Linked DNA regions of Homo sapiens: region 2 is linked to region 1. A link is a loop called in an ENCODE intact Hi-C map of the cell type or tissue named here. Cell type or tissue: OCI-LY7. All regions are shown on one strand. Links, peaks and the distances in the headings refer to the core of each region. The heading gives the core; the rest is flanking DNA.

Region 1 (2,918 bases), core at 290-2,789:
AAGGCAGGGGATCAGACATGAGGATGAATGCCAGGAGGTAGGAATCACAGGGCTGCTTAAGAGACTGTCTCACTGCCAGAGCAGCTAGAAGGCTAAGATACTCTGGCCCTATTACACACAGGCATTGCTCCAGGCTCTTTATAAAGACTGTGTAGCTTAATTCCCCCATCAACACTTTAAGATCAGAATTAGTATCCCTATTTCTTAGGTGAGGAAACCAAGCTTCTAAGAGGCTACATCATATTTGCCAAAGTTCCCACAGCAAGAAAATAGCAAATCTAGGATTCAAACTCAGACCTATTTGACTCCAAGGGGTATATTCTTTCTCATTCACTACCCTGCCAATATATATATTTGTCTCTATTTCATCCTTTGGAGTGATTTTACATATAGAGAAACTGAGGCAGGAAGGGGGCTCAGCCTCCATGAGGTCCCCCAATGGCATGATGGCAAAGGCAGCACAGAACTTTGGATCCTGTCTCCTAGCCCATGCTGTATCTCACCTCATTTCTCCTCCTATGAAGAAGCAGCTGCCTTAAATATAGACCTTCAAGAACTGGCTCTCTGGCTCTAGAAGGCTCCAGAGCTTCACTCCAGGGAGCCATGGTTGCATTTTTTAAACGAAATCCAATTCAGTGCCCATAAAAGTCCTCATCATCTTGCTAAGGTTGGCAGTTGGGGACTCTGAAATAGCTGAAATCTCTATAAACTACTCCTGGAAGGCATCCACTTTAGCCTGGTAGACAGAAAATCATCTGCAAAATGTCAAGATGATGTTTAAACATCTCCGTCTCCCACCTCACAGTCGGAAGGATGTTCTAAGGGCCTAGTAGGTGCAGCCAGCCCAGACGGAGTGTAGCTAGGCTCACACCCACCCACCCTCTGGCCGTGACTCATTTTCCCTCTAATCAAGGAAACACAACCCCAAACAATGGGCTGCTCAGACTTCATAGTTTCTCATTTGTTACATGGGAGGAACACAGAAGTAATGAACAGAATTTTGGTTTTCTGTTCCTGGATTTCTGAAACAGGTTTTCTCAGCACTGTCTTAGTGAAAAATAATACATCAAAAGTTACCTTCCATTCATGTTTCCAACTCTGTCCCTTTAGAGGGGTCAGGAAACTTTAACCTATGGGCCAAATCCAGCCAGCAGCTGGGTTTTTTATGATCTTAAAGCAAAAGATGGCTTTAACATTTTTAAAGGGTTGTAGAAAGAAAGAACAAGAGACAGTGACCATATGTGTCCTGCAAAGCCAAAAATACTTCCTGGTCCTTTACAGAAGAAGTTTGTTACCCCCTGCTCTAGATATTAGTAGTGTCCTACAAAAAAGGGTTTCTACGGTCAAATAATTTGGGGAACCACTGGATTAAACACCATAAACGGTTGTGTATTTTGCGTGTATGTGTGTATGTATTTTTTGGTAAATGCATGCCTTATCAGAGCCTTTACTCACAATATTTTTTTTTTTTTTTTTAATTTGGAAGAGAGAGATATAGCAGGTAATGTTTCTTACAATGTTTCTTACTTTTCTTTTGCCTCAGTACCGTTTTCATGTGGGATGTGGTTTAGGAACTGCGTTGTGTTAAGGCCCTTTTCATTAGAGATGTGTTGTTGACAGGATCATGGAGGTCATGCCCCCGGCACTAACTGGTTGCACATGTACCTTTTGGGTCCTTCTGCCGCTGATGCATCAGAGCTGGAAAGCATGCAGTTAAGAGTAAGGGCTCAGGAGCCAGAGTCACTGGGTTAAAACTCCCTCTACCTGCCACTTGTGGAACTAAGGGGAACACGATTTACTAATCTATGCCTCAGTTTCTTCCACTGCAAAATGGGGGTAATTATAGCCGCTGCCTCCTAGAGCCACTACAACGATCGAATGGGATAATGTTTGTGAAGCATGCAGCATGAGCACTGGCACACACAATACATTTCTGAACAAATGTTCACTACTGTTATTATTCATCTCTAAAATGGGAATAATGATGCTGGCCTAATAGAGTTATTTAGCATAACAGTATATAGGAAAGGGATCCATAAAGAGGAAACAGCAAATTTCCCTAGAAAAACATGACCACCATCATTCTAAGAAAAAAAATTTTATTTGCCTAAGGGATATATATTTATTTCCTGGGGCTGCTATAATAATGTACCACAAACTGGGTGACTTAAAACAACAGAAATTCATTCTCTCTGAGTTCTGGAGGCCAGAAGGTGAAAGACAAGTTGTCGTCAGGGACATGCTTCATCTGAAGCTTCTAGGGAAGAATTGTTCCTTGTCTCTTTCAGCTCCTGGTGTTCCTTGGCTTGTGGCCGCATCACGTCAATCTCTGCCTCTGTCTTGCATGGCATTCTCCCTGTGTGTGTCTTCACTTCATCCTTCCTCTGTTTTTTTGTTTTGTTTTGTTTGTTTGTTTTAGAGAGAGGTTCTGACTATGTTGGCCAGGATGGTCTTGAACTCCTGGCCTTAAGTGATCTTCCCACCTTGACGTCCCAAAGTGCTGGAATTGTAGGCATGAGCCACCATGCCCGGCCCCCTCTCTTTTTTTTTTTTGTGACGGAGTCTCACTCTGTTGCCCAGACTGGAGTGCAGTGGCACCATCTCGGCTCACTGCAAACTCCGCCTCCCGGGTTCAAGCCATTCTCCCGCCTCAGCCTCCCGAGTAGCTGGTACTACAAGTGCCCGCCACCATGCCTGGCTAATTTTGTTTTTGTATTTTTAGTAGAGACGGGTTTTCACCATGTTAGCCAGGATGGTCTCAATCTCCTGACCTCATGATCCGCCCGCCTCGGCCTCCTAAAGTGCTGGGATTACAGGTGTGAGCCACCGCGCCCCGGCGCCCACCCCCTCCCCCCGGGGTGGGGGGGGGGGGGGTCTTTCAAGGTCACCAGCTGTGTTGGATTAAGGGCCCACCCTAC
Region 2 (2,918 bases), core at 276-2,775, 110 kb before region 1:
GAAGCCAGATGGCCAGACCAGCACCCACTGAGCCCCAGAAGAAAGGGAGTCTCTTTACGATCATTTCAGCACATGTCCCAGGCCTGTCTGCTGTTCCCTCACTTCCATATGTATGAATTCCATACCTATGGCTGTGGCCATGGGAAAAGAGGTCCCTGATTGGCCAGGTGGGGCTGCATTTCTACCTGTTGAGCCAGAAACAGTGTCTATGAATCCTGAATGTTGAAAGAAATGAGGTTCTCAGTCTTGTATTATCAGAAACAGAAATGAATACTAAGTGAAAAAAAAAACAGATACCCCTTAGGCAGAAACTTCTTCTTCTGCCCACAGCTGTCCGTTTGGCATAACCTGATACTACTCGGGCTTCCTAGAACTATCCCTTTTACAGGTTTAATTAACCCCAAAGCAGCAAAAAAGCAGTTATGCCTTCAGTACAGGTTCATGAAAGATATTTTCTAGACTTACAGAGTTTGGAGATTCCTAATATTTAACCATCCCTTCCATTATTCTCTTTTGCTGTTAATAAATATTTCTGAATTTTACTGATTAGTTCCTTTATACACATGTTTATTCAGTAATAAAAATGGAAATAGCATGCCCAAATTACCTTCAAAATAAGCCAATTGTTAAAAAGCAGGAAGTATTTAGTTTCATGGATCTTATGCTAATCATTACGTTTTACTCAAATAATACAATATAAAGCCCCCAAGCTCTATAAATACACTCATTTTCCACATGTTCTTTTGCTTCAGAATCTTAATGTTGAATCTCACCATCAACTTCGGGATTCTAAGACACATATATATGAGATCCGGGATTTTTTTCTTGGGGTCAATCAATAAAATGGAGCAGAAAGAAACAGAATCAGCAAGACATTCAAAACTTGCTTTTTACATGATAGATAAAAGATGGAAAAGAAACAGAGATCTAAGGAAGGAAAAAGACAACTAACATCACAGAAACAATATTATGAGAGTTAAAAAAAAAGTTGATGGTGAGATTCAACATTAAGACTTTGAAGCAAAAGAACATGTGGAAAATGAATATATTTATAGAGCTTGGGGGCTTTAGTTGTATTATTTGAGTAAAACATAATGATTAGCACAAGATCCATGAAACTAAATATTTCCTGCTTTTTAACAATTGACTTAGTTTGAAGGTAATTTGGGCATGGTATTTCAACTTTTATTACTGAATAAACATGTCTATAAAGGAACTAATCAGTAAAATTCAGAAATATTTATTAATAGCAAAAAAGAAGAAACTAAGGGATGATTAAATATTAGAAATATTTATTAACAGCAAAAAAGAAAAAAAAAATCGATGGTTAAATGTTAGGAATCTCCAAACTATAAGTCTAGGAAATATTTTTCATGAACCTGTACTAGAGGAGGCATAACCAAAACAACAACAACAAAAAACATGTTTCCCCTTCCAGAATGCCCCCTAGTGAACCCAAAATTACCAGCAGGAAAGAAAGGGCCTAACCCTGGAACTGAAACTATGTAATCTATGCTTGTGTGATTCCTCAGCCTAATTCTGGGGTCTTCCTCATTCCAGGGTTCTCAGAATTCCATCCACGGAATGGGGAACATTGACATTGCCAATGACATTGAAGGATCATCTGTTTACCCACTGTGACCACCATCACTTCTCTTACATGAGGAAGAGGCTCTTGTTCTCTTTAAAGATGATAAGGTTGATTGAGATAGAAGTCACTCAGTCTTAGAAAGCTCTCAACCATTCCCCTCCCCGGCATAGCCTTGTCCTTGCACCATCTCCAGGAAGGCAATGTCTCTCCCTTTCTTGTTGGGTTATCTCTTCTTTGTTGTGTTGTTGGATCCACCATCATTTGGGAAGAGAAGAGGGATAGGGTCAAAAGTTGCTGTCATCTTGCTCAGACTCCTTATTAAGACATTCTGGGAGGGAGGAAAGAGAGACTTCTATGCCTTTCTGGAAGTTTCCTTCAGCTGCCATCTGGGATGTCTCAGAAGATCAAGTTGTCACTGGGGTAGGTCCAGAAAAATCCAGGCACAGTGAAAAGTTCTCCCGGACTTTTTTTTTTTTTTTTTTTTTTTTTGACACAGGGTCTCACTCTGTCACCAGGCTAAGTGCAGTGGCATGATCATGGCTCACTGCAGCCTTGACCTCTTGGGCTCAAGCAATCCTCCTGCCTCAGCTTCCTGAGTAGCTGGGACTACAGATGCATGCAACCAAGCCCAGCTAATTTTTGTATTTTTTGTAGAGACGGGGTCTCACTATGTTGCCCAGGCTGGTCTTGAACTCCTGAGCTCAAGTGATCCACCTGCCTCGATCTCCCAAAGTGCTGGGATTACAGGTGTGAGCCACTGTGCCCGACCCTCCTTGGATCTTGTGGGGAGCTTGTGAAGGTGAATTTCTAGATTCTCCAAATGTTAGAAAGAGGCCAGGAAAGGGGGACACTGCAGTCTTGGAAGAGGAGCCCAGATTCAACAGATGCTCAGCAGTGAGAGGAAATAAATTAGCCCTTTCTTCTTGTTTATGTCATGTCTTTCTCTCTGTGCCTCCACTGTAGAATGCTTTTATCTATAAATGTGTTTTTCAAGTTAGAAATTACAGAGATCCAGATGTTCCTAAGGAGTCTTCTCCATTTGGTTTCTGTTTTGGTCACAAAGATGGATGTTTTATATTCAGATCTGTTTCCTTGCTAGTCATAAGCTGATGGATAAACTTGGAGTTCACACTACCCAGAATGACTTGTCTATGACAGCATCTTATTATCATGGCTTTAATTAGGGACTGGCATTTGTGTGGTGGTGAATTTTCTCCAGATCTTATTCCTGGAGATACCTTAATGATACCACTGCCCCATGAATTGCACTGGCTTCCTGTCTGTTTCTCAATCTTGCCAGGGCCTTTCCTACCCCAGGACCTTTCCT

What was found. Peaks named below come from ENCODE experiments on the same cell type or tissue, not always from the same donor. Only the 100,000 strongest peaks of a DNase experiment are listed, where the experiment ranks them.
Region 2: it touches region 1 in a loop (2.6-fold over the local background); 2 of 110 quality-filtered maps call a loop at or near these places.

The regions. Positions count from the first base shown.
Region 1 is chr1:14,362,509-14,365,426 of GRCh38, forward strand. All of the region lies in intron 3 of KAZN-AS1 (KAZN antisense RNA 1), which reads right to left. It also overlaps a transcript of KAZN not described here. Among named protein-coding and RNA genes, the nearest start is that of KAZN-AS1, 56 kb to the right of the region's middle. RefSeq lists a silencer at 1-152. In OCI-LY7, for the core only: CTCF peaks have their summits at 1,789 and 1,990; a DNase peak (open chromatin) is centred at 1,723; H3K27ac peaks cover 2,202 bases.
Region 2 is chr1:14,249,589-14,252,506 of GRCh38, forward strand. It overlaps LOC107985467 (a long non-coding RNA gene), which reads left to right. Exons shown (of 3, transcript XR_001737611.2): 3 at 1-2,918. It also overlaps a transcript of KAZN not described here. Among named protein-coding and RNA genes, the nearest start is that of KAZN-AS1, 170 kb to the right of the region's middle. In OCI-LY7, for the core only: CTCF peaks have their summits at 1,428 (motif pointing left) and 1,629; no DNase peak of the experiment used is centred there; H3K4me3 peaks cover 496 bases; H3K27ac peaks cover 1,111 bases.